Regions from separate parts of the Mus musculus genome. Here region 2 is linked to region 1. A link is a loop called in an ENCODE intact Hi-C map of the cell type or tissue named here. Cell type or tissue: heart. All regions are shown on one strand. Region 1 overlaps Reps1 (RalBP1 associated Eps domain containing protein). Region 2 holds the start of Reps1 (RalBP1 associated Eps domain containing protein).

Region 1 (5,000 bases):
CATAAAAGCAATTCTTCCCAAAGTATAAGGAGTCCATATCCAGGCGTGATCTGGAGAGATGGAGTAAATATACTTTTCAGTTCTGATTTTAGGTGCATGCATTATCCCTCTCAAAAAGTTCTATCAGGGTTTTTTTTTTTTTTTTTACAATGCCTAGTAATAAAATCATAAATGACATAATTTTGCTATGCATATTTTGATATGGAATTTATGCTATGCTTAAAAGCTAGTAAAACAATGATTTTAAGATGCTTTGGTAGTAGCTATTAAAATATCTACTTGGAATATAAATTTAGGTTATATTTTATCTCCCACAAACCCAGTATTATTTCAGTGTTTATTTAGTACTGATGGATATAGATGAGGTGCTATGAGAGAAAACACTAAAATCCCTAACTTTTTAAAGCACTTTTGATATGCCAGTCTCTTCAAAAGACTTTTCACCTGATTTACTTAGTCCCTCACAGCAGTCCTGTGAGGTCGGTATTACTAATTTCATGTTAAAGATGGTGAAACAGGAGCACAGAGAGGATGTGTAACTCAGCCAAGTCCATGCAGCCCAGCCAGTATGCCAGTAGTCAGGTGCCGGAGCCCATAGCTCTTAACGCTGTGCTTGTCCTGGCGATGAGACCCACTGCCTTCCAGGGTGCTGAGTTCTGCGTGGAAGCTGTTTTCCATGAGGTAGAGAATTCAGTTCCTTCTAAATCCGTGTAACAGTAGTTATTGAGGAAGAAATTAATTCTATTACCAAATTCGTTAAATTGGTTTCTGATGTGGAAGCCCATAATAAAAGTGAACTGTTGTAAGCTTTTGTCACAACTTTGAACTAACACTTTTCTCTTTGTGACCTGTAGGATAAGTTATTGAATGCTTTTATTAGCCATTTTTTGTGGATAATTTTCAGCAATAATCTCATTTGTTAAAGCTTAATTTCTACATATCTACTCAAATTGAATATCACTGTTTTAAATAGAAAGTTGAACTTTGAAGCATAAAAATATATATACTCTTACAAACTGAATTTATAAGAAGGACTTTGGTTAATGAGGTAGTTGTGTCTGTGTGTAAGCATTCATGTGTATATATTGTATATGTGTAAGTAGATGTTTCCCTCAGAGGGCAACTTATCATTTTTAAGAAGCAGATTTAGTAATAGTTATAATACAACTTTGATGAAAAAAATCTGTACTGTTACTAAGATCTCAAATGGAATTTCCTACAATTAATGTTGACTTATCATTCCACCTGTTTTAAGAGGTATGATATTTCTTTGTGTACCTCTCTTAGAAAGTAGCTCTTCCCGTGCATCTCCTGTGTATAACACATACTCAGGCAGCTGCTCGATGTGCTCTCGTGGCTGCATTCTCACTTCCTAGCATGGGGAGGGGCCTGATTGGCAGCTCTGTCTTGTGATCTGGCATGGCCCTGTTTGTAGTGCTGATCGCAGAGGTTGACTTGCTACAAATTGATAAATAAGCTAAAACGTTATTAATTCCAGAATGTCTTGCATCTTATCTGTTATATTTTATTAAATATGCATATGTATAAGATATGTGCACGTTCATAATGGACTCATCTTTCAGGGGTCGCACTGGCAAGTCGCACTGAATGCTCCATGCTGATTAGAACCTGAGCTCCTCGGCTTCTGTGGATCAGTGTTGTAACTGGGGTTTGAGCAGGACCTGAGTTAAGCACTGTTCTGGTCCGGACGACCCTGTGCGTTTCTACCTGGTTGCCATTTCCGTCACCTATGCTCTGTCTCCTTTACGGTGTCTTGAGTGTTAATTCTGTACAAGTTTTAATCTCATCCATAGAGATTACATTAAATTTTTACTGTACATTTGCTTATGAAGGTGTTTGCCTTCTGTTTATAAGATGGCCCAGCACAGATAAGTATGAAGTGATTATGGGAATTACAAACTACAGAATTTTGTCGATCCTGCGAAATGCATCTTGCAGTGCAGCCTCTGAATGACTTGCTAAGTCTTCTCCAGTGCATCTACTGCATCTCCCGTGCTGACGTGTCTCTCCTCTGTCTGTCCAGCAGTGGGAGACATTTAGTGAACGCTCTTCAAGCTCACAAACTCTGACCCAATTTGATTCTAACATTGCACCAGCTGATCCTGTAAGTCAATCACTTAGCTTGCTTGTTTGAAATTAATTTTATTAACCCAATATCCATCATTATGGTTTTTACTGATATGCATGATTCAGTGTAGTGCTTAGAGGGAAAGTTGGCAGGCCTTTGGGGTTTTTTGGGTTTTGTGGGTTTTTGTGCTTCATAGTGGAAGAACATTTTTGCCATTCTTCATATTTTGTAGGTTTTTTTGATGAGAGAAAACTTTATGTTTATGTCTGTAACGAATATTTTTGTGATAGTCGATCTGGTTAGCCATGTTACATCTGCTAAGTGTATGTTTTATGAAACATATACTGCTTGTTTCAATTACATATTTTATTTGTATGCTTACACATCATGTAACATGTACTCTGTATGTAAATATTTATGCAGTGTCATTTTCAAATATTTCCAATAGCATAACTTTCGTTTCATAGTGTGTTAAGTTTAGCACAACAAAAACAAGCTGATTTATAGTTACACAGTAGTTCTGTAAAGCATGTCTTGTCTCTGTGATTTCCTGTGTCACTTGAAAAAAAATGCTACAAAGTTCGTATCCTGATTTAAAAAGTTAATTCTGTTCCTATAGAGTCACACCCCACCTGTCCCTCAAATGCTGGAAGACATTTAAACTATAGATAGAAGTTGCTCTCAGGGTTCATCCTTTACTTGGTCTTTCTCTCTTTAGGACACATGCTAATACGCATACTGTGTGTAAACAAACAAAACACAAAAGGAAGCAGGAAGGAAGAAGAGTTTAAAAGGTTTTTAAATGATCAGAGTAGAGAAAGTGACACATGGCATTCATGCCTCTGCCCCACACTGGTGGCCCAGTGTTAGGGTTTGAGTTGAGAGCCACACAAGCCAAACGCCGAGCTCCATCCTCAGTGCAGACACATTCTCTGTAGATGTTTCTGATCTCAGCCAGCCAACGCTTGTTATTCTTTGGGGAAAGTGGCATTAAATACTGCCCTGGCGGCAAATTAACGAGGCCTTGCTGTGCTTTACGGGATGGCTTTATAGCTGTTCAAACATAATGTATGGGTAGTTTTAAAATGTAGACCTGTATTGTTCCCAAGACCAGTTAATACTGGATTACCCCTGCATCTGCATCTTTTCTTACTAGATTCAAGGCTCTTGTCTTTGATTTTAATCTCTGAACATTTAAGAGAAATAAAATATTGAAGTTTTTGCTACTTGTTAGCCACATTTCTGGTCTCTTGGGACATGACACGTTCTGTAATCAAGTTTACCTTTAAGTCTCCTTTAGCTTTAAGCTTTGGTTTTGGTTTTTGGTTGTTTTTTTTTTTTAACTCCCTTGTTATTAACATAGTTTAACTCATGAAAATGTTTTATGAATTTTATGAATTATGAAAAGCTTGATTTTTTTTTTCTAACCCTTAAAAGACAGAAAATAATCATTGATAGTATTAACACTCTTCCAGACAAGGCCAGAACATTATTTGGGGAGATTTTTGTTTAGTTATTTGTTGCTTTTGGTTTTATTTTGAGACAGAATCTTGTTTAGCTCAAGCTAAACTTAACCCCTATGCATGCATGACTGGTAGGAAATGTAGAAAAAATACTTGATGTTCTTATTGTATCTTAGAAATAAAGTCCAGATTTATAAGTGCCAACACTGGTGCTAAAAATGATATAGCTCAGCAGGGCCTGGTGACACATGCCTGTAATTCTAGCCCTTTAGTGCTTGAGACCAGTGATCCTAGGCTACAGAGAGAGACTCTGCCCAAACTTGTTATACAGCTCAGTACTTTCCATCATTATCTAGAGTATGGCATGAAATTTTGAGAAAATAAGAGATGTTTGTTCATTAAGATTTTAAACTTGAATTTAGACTTCTAAATTTGGTCAAATGTAGGTGATGCTATTTAGAGTTTCAATTAGGAGACTCTACTTTCAATTAATTGTGTGCCCTTATATTGTCGTCTTACACCTCATTTAATACCCAAGTATTGCCTGTCGATAGACCACAGCTGTAACTACAGTCTTAGATTAAACAGTCTTTGTGAGACTTGAATAAACCAGGGCTGCAATTAAGTGAATCTGGGCATCATGGAGGGGTGAAAGCAAAGAAGAGTACACTACTGTTCTGGTGTGAATTTAACATTTTTATTGTTGGGAATCTTTAATGGAGTGGTTTTAAAAACAAAAATGTTCATTGTTATCTGCTGAGTAACTGTCTGTGACCAGGCAGGCTCCACACTGATCTAGTGGCACAGTGCAGCAACTCAGAGGCTTGTTGGGATGGTGCCGACTGGCCTGTCATCTCTAGTGAAACTGAAGCTCTGGCGAGCTCATTTCCACAAACTTGTCTCTTCTTGAACAATTATCCAATAATTAGTAACTTCTAGTAGAATAAGCTTCTGCTAGGGTGAATGTCACCAGCACACCAAGGAAATGCTAGACTGATGACTAGCATCATGCATGAGTCTTTAGACTGATTCATGCCTGTTCTTGATGCTGTAGAACTGAGGGGCTCAGCATATTAAAATAATTTGATCACCTGTTAGAGCCAGGCAACTCACCTGGTTTGGTGGTATCACCTCTTTGATAATCTATAGAAGTAAAAGATGCCAGAAGTAAGATTTCAACCTTAAAGGAACCAGTTTAATATTGTTGGTTGATGATCATAATGCTAGTCATGATAATTATCAAAGTTGATAACTGGGTAAACTATAGGCAAAGAAGGGATTGGCTAGCTTAGCCCAAGGTGCTTGGGGAAGTTATGGTCAAAAGAAGGTATGTTATTTGTATAATGAATTTTTTTAAGCTCAAGGACCCTTTTATTAGCATTTAAAAGGGAAATGGCCGAGCGAGCAAACTATAACTCAGTGGCACTCGGCTTTTCTAATGTTGTTGC
Region 2 (5,000 bases), 52 kb before region 1:
TTCTGACTGCTGCATGAATGTATGTGCACCATCCATGTGCACTGAAACCAGAAGGGAGCATCCGATCCCAGGAGCTGGCTTTAAGGATCCCGTGCGAGGCTGTATATGTGCTGGGAAGGGAGTTTGGGTCCTCTGCAAGGGCAGCAAATGCTCCTCACTTCTGAGCCATCTCTCCAGCCCTTCACAGTATAACTGTGAACCCACTCACTGTGCTGGAACTTCAGACTCTCAGGACTGTAAGGGACAGGTTTATTTATGGAACGGCAGGGGAGGGGGAAAGGACAGATTATGAACTGAGAGGGACATTTCAGAGCTTAACGCTTGTACATGATGCGATCTTGCAATGACTTCAGATTTTAAGAGAGGCACAGAGCTGTAGTTTACTGAAGCTAGGAAGTTAGAGCCCGGGATGCTTTCTTAGCCCATCAATACTAAACTTCATTTGATCACTTGTGATTGAGGTACACCTGTATGTGACAGGCCTTGGAAGGGTGGTGACGAAGAAATGAAACACTTCTACTGAATAGAGAGCTAGTGGCTCAGGAGACTTAAGAAAGGGTACTGGTTTTAGAGTTGAGTAGGTTTAGAACCCTGCATCTAGATATTTAGTGTCATGAAACTTACAAGTTGCTAACACCATTTTTGTCTCAGTATCCCAAGTTTTCAAAAAAGGAAACCCTTGTCAAGCTCGTTTCACGGGGCTGTTGTCATCAATGGTGTAATCAGCATAAAATTTTAGAAAAATGAATATGTACAGAAATTCATATTTGGATATCAGCTAGACATGCAATAAGGAAAAAGAATTCAGGTTAAGAAGAGCAAACACAGCACAACAGCTGGAGATCAGGTGTTAGCGGGACTGTTCTCCAAGACGGAGCCCTCGGAACAGGAGAAGGAACGTGCAAATGTCTGTGTGAGGTTTCAGAAGGAACAAAGGCTTAGGGCAGGATAGAGCTGCTAGGCCATGGGGAGGTGGCAGGGGAAAAGAGACCAGTGACAGCAGGAATCAGTCCCTACCTCATTGAACCTATCTTTTAAAAATGCACACACACACACACACACACACACACACACATACCCAAACTGCAATTGTGAGTATGAATTGTAAGACGTACTAAGCACTATATGAAGTAGAGTAACATGAAAATATCGCCACAAAGTGGCATCTATAAAGACTTACATAAAGAGCTTCACAGACGTTCATTTAGATTTAGCCTCCAAAGGAGGCATTTGGTGCCAGAGTTCTTCTTTCTGTTTTCTGGGCTGTTTGAGATAGGGTCTAGGTTGGCCTTCTGTGTTCTGTGAGGCTGAACATGACCTTGAACTTCTGATCCTCCTGTCCTCTACCTCCCAAATGGCTGGGATTACAGGTAAGCACCACCACACTTGATCTATGCAGTGCTGGGAATAGAACCCAGGGCGTTGTGCACACAGTGCTCTAACAAATGAGCTATATCCCCAGCCCTCTATGTCTGCTCATTCTTATAATGATGTCCCCTTAATGGGCTCTATGTAACAGAGAATAAAAACCAAACTTGAAAAGCCCTCTGTGTAATCTTCCTTGGCTCCCGTTTCTGAAATACTTCATATTTAATGCTGACAAGGTCGCGGGCTGACTGGTGATGGTATCCCTTCACTAGGAAAGAAAAGGCAGGGGATCAAGAGTTCAAGTCCAGCCTGACTTCATAGAGTTTCAGGAAAGAAATACTTTTAAAAGATTAAAGGCTCGTTAAGGGTCTATGAACTCCAGAGACAGATGCAGATTAAGACTCCCCCCCCCCCACCCCCCAGAGGAAGGAAGGGATGGTGAGCAACAAGAGGGCCTGGAGTTGGCTGAAGGCCTACACAGGTTTCCCGAGTGGATGGCATAAACCGACAGTATTTGGTTCTCGGTGAAAAAAAAAAAAAAAAAAGGTGACTTTTTTTTTCTTTATTTCTATTTTTTCAAACTTGGTTTTACAGAAGACCCGGCTTGGGACCAGATCGAGTTCAGCCTTGGTTTAAGCGTCCACACCTGAGCAAGCTTCCCTGCTTCAGTGGACGGCGCAAAGCGATGCACTTATCCTCGTTAAGTGCAAACCGTTAGGAAATGCTGCACGCCAGAAGCTGCCGCACCCCAGCCCGCAGTGCGACCTGAACCCTCCGCGTCGCTGGGACGCCGGTCGGTCCCCAAGTGCCCCCAGCCTGGGGTCCTCGCGGAGGGCGCCCAGGGCCACTCGCCGCGCCCCGCCGTGCCGCGGGGCTCCGGCCAGCAGGGGGCGCTGCGGCCCGCTCTCCCGGGAGCGGCCGAGCCAGCCCGGTGGGTGTTTCTCTCTCTCTCTCTCCCTCTCCCTCTCCCTCTCGCGCTCTCTCCTCCCGGCCTCACATCCGGGTCTGGAGCGCGGCCGCCGCTGTCAGTGCCGGGCCGGGGCGCAGTCAATGGCGGCCGAGGGAGGCGGAGCGGCGGCCACGCGCAGCCCCGAGCCCCCGAAACTTTAGACTTCGGAAGCCCCACAACTTCTCGGAGGGGGGCGCGTGGGCGGAAGGGGAAGCCGAGGCGGGAAGCCCGAGGGACGCGGCCGAGCCCGGAGCCGCCGCCTCCTTTTCCCCACGCCGAGCTTGCGGCCGCGCACAGCCGCGCGCCACCGCCGCCGGCTGCCCCGGGCCACACGAGCTCGCGGCCCCGCGGGGAGGCCGTGCCGTGCGCAGTACCCCGCCGGCCGCCCCGGGTCGCGGGGCCGGCGCCCGGGTGGTGCATGCGGGGCGGGGCGGCCGCCGGGCCGAGGCGAAGATGGAAGGCTTGACGCTGAGCGACGCCGAGCAGAAATACTACTCGGATCTCTTCTCCTACTGCGACATCGAGAGCACCAAGAAGGTGGTGGTCAACGGGCGAGTGCTCGAGCTGTTCCGGGCCGCGCAGCTGCCCAACGACGTGGTCCTCCAGGTACCGCCGCGTCCCCGGCCGCGCGGGCCCCGGGCAGCGGCAGCGGGAGTGGGCTCCCCCGGGGACGGGCAGAGGCCGCAGGTGCGGGAGCGGGGTGCGCGGGGACCCCTGGAGGGGGAGGGCTCGCCGTCCGGGTGGGGGCGGGGGTCTGCGGAGCCTGCATCCCTCCGGCAGCCTGTGCACTGGAAGAGCAAGGTCCCGGGTCTCTCGGGTTGTGTGTGCATCCTAGCGTCTGCTGGATATGCCTACTATAGTCACATAGCTCTTCGACTCCCGCACAATAGGAAAGTTACGACTATAGGCAGGCAAAATGCCATATGGATTTTTGAGCGAGCCGAGCAGACTCGATGAAGTGAGATTTGTTACGCTTAAGGTATCCAAGAAGCAGGTGGTTTGGGTTTTTTTTTTAGGGGGGGGGTTGTTTTGTTTTGTTTTAAATTTAAGGAAGCTGTGTTCTTAGGGGAGACTAAGAAATTTGAACTTCTGGCTGATACTTGGCATGTAGATAGATGTGAAAAGAACTTGGTCGTAGAATGGGTGGCCGGTGGACAGTATCTTCTAGTGCCCTTCCCGGGAATAGTCAGTGGAGCTTGTGGGTTTGGTTTGGGATTTATTGAACAGCTGGAATCAGACAGCGGATAGTCTCCTCAGTCTGTAACTCTGCCACTCGTAACTCTGTAGCAGCAAGGGTAAACCTTCTTTGTCGCCTGTTTTAGAAGTGCTAATATTTGTGATGAGCATTAATGCTACTGCTTAATGATTCATAGCTGCTATAGTAAGAGCCTGTTTAAACTGTATGGGAGGAAGGAACCGTCTTAAGTTTTCATCCTCATATTGATCCCAAGCCAGTTATCCAAATCTCCAAACACATGGAGATGGAAGTGGATATAATGCAGTGGAAGCAGAATATTGGGCCAGAGGTTTGATTTTACTTTGTTTTGAGACAGCTTATTGCTTTATATCCCAGACTAGCCCTGAACTCAGGGTCCTGTTGCCCCCTCAACTGCTCAGGTGCTGGGACGTGGGTGTGGGCTGGGCCAGGAGTCTCCAGGCTTTTAGAAATCTCATCACTCTGCCTCCTCAGCCTCCAGTTCTCTGAGGCCCATCTTAGAGTGAAAGTCAGTTTTCTTCTAACAGAAACCCTTGTGATATAAAAATTTCTACACACACCTCGAATATAGACAATACCCGAGTGCCTACTGTGGTTTAGGGAGTGAATTCTTTCTCACTTTGCTTTTGTTTCATTTTGTCATTTTTTCTTAACCCTGGGGTGTGGTGGGGAAAGGTGAGTGTTTTAGGTACCAGGGAAGGATAAGAAAGTCTCAGATCTGTGCTGCTGAAGAGGACAACATAGTGACAATTTTAGGCTTTCCCAACAATTCAGATTCTGTGTGGATTCACTGTTTTTGTTTTTATGGCCCTCTTACGATGAGGAAACCAGGTTTAGCTTGGGTTCACACAAAACATCCCATAGTTTGCTGATGGGTTAAATGATATGGGGCTAGTGTCTAATGGATTTGGTACAAAACTTACAGGTTCTGGACAAGAAGCCCCCCATATTCTATTTTAGCTCATGTCTTTGGGGTTCAGAGTTAACTGGAAATGACTTTGTCATTCTAATGGTACACAAGACTTTTTTAGGGTGTTTACATGTTTAGGGCATAGAAATTAGTGTCCATTAACCTCCAGCTGAGATATGTTCAATTGAATCCAACTTATTTTCATATTTTACTCAATTGTATTGGCATTTGAAAATAAATTTCTATTATCTTTGTACATAGGTAGCTTAAGTCGTTTAAATATTTGGGATTCAATTACACGTTGGAAATTGTAGGATCCCTGAAGCAAGACTTCCACAGTAACATGATCAGGTTGACGATCCCTGACCAGGATATCTGCAGTACTCCTAACCTGAAAACTTTGAGGGCCAAAATATCACAAGTGGAAAATTCCATATTATGAAACTTTCTTGTTCAGAATTATCATTCTTTTAAATTGACTCTCAAACTGTGGGACTACTGTGCATATGAGATGTAAAGAGATCTCTTCAAACTTGGATCCTACCCCCAAGATATCT

What was found. Hi-C counts contacts between places; a loop is a spot of excess contacts. Peaks named below come from ENCODE experiments on the same cell type or tissue, not always from the same donor. Only the 100,000 strongest peaks of a DNase experiment are listed, where the experiment ranks them.
Region 2: a loop joins it to region 1, with 4 times the contacts of the local background. A loop is called at or near these places in 14 of 42 quality-filtered maps.

What each region holds. Positions count from the first base shown.
Region 1 is chr10:18,105,624-18,110,623 of GRCm38, forward strand. Reps1 (RalBP1 associated Eps domain containing protein) reads left to right here. Exons shown (of 20, transcript NM_009048.2): 10 at 2,045-2,125. Among named protein-coding and RNA genes, the nearest start is that of Reps1, 52 kb to the left of the region's middle. In heart, a CTCF peak has its summit at 2,053; no DNase peak of the experiment used is centred here.
Region 2 is chr10:18,053,193-18,058,192 of GRCm38, forward strand. Reps1 (RalBP1 associated Eps domain containing protein) reads left to right here and starts at 2,748. Exons shown (of 20, transcript NM_009048.2): 1 at 2,748-2,923. The coding sequence starts at 2,771. In heart, a CTCF peak has its summit at 2,254 (motif pointing right); a DNase peak (open chromatin) is centred at 2,359; H3K4me3 peaks cover 2,521 bases; H3K27ac peaks cover 2,720 bases.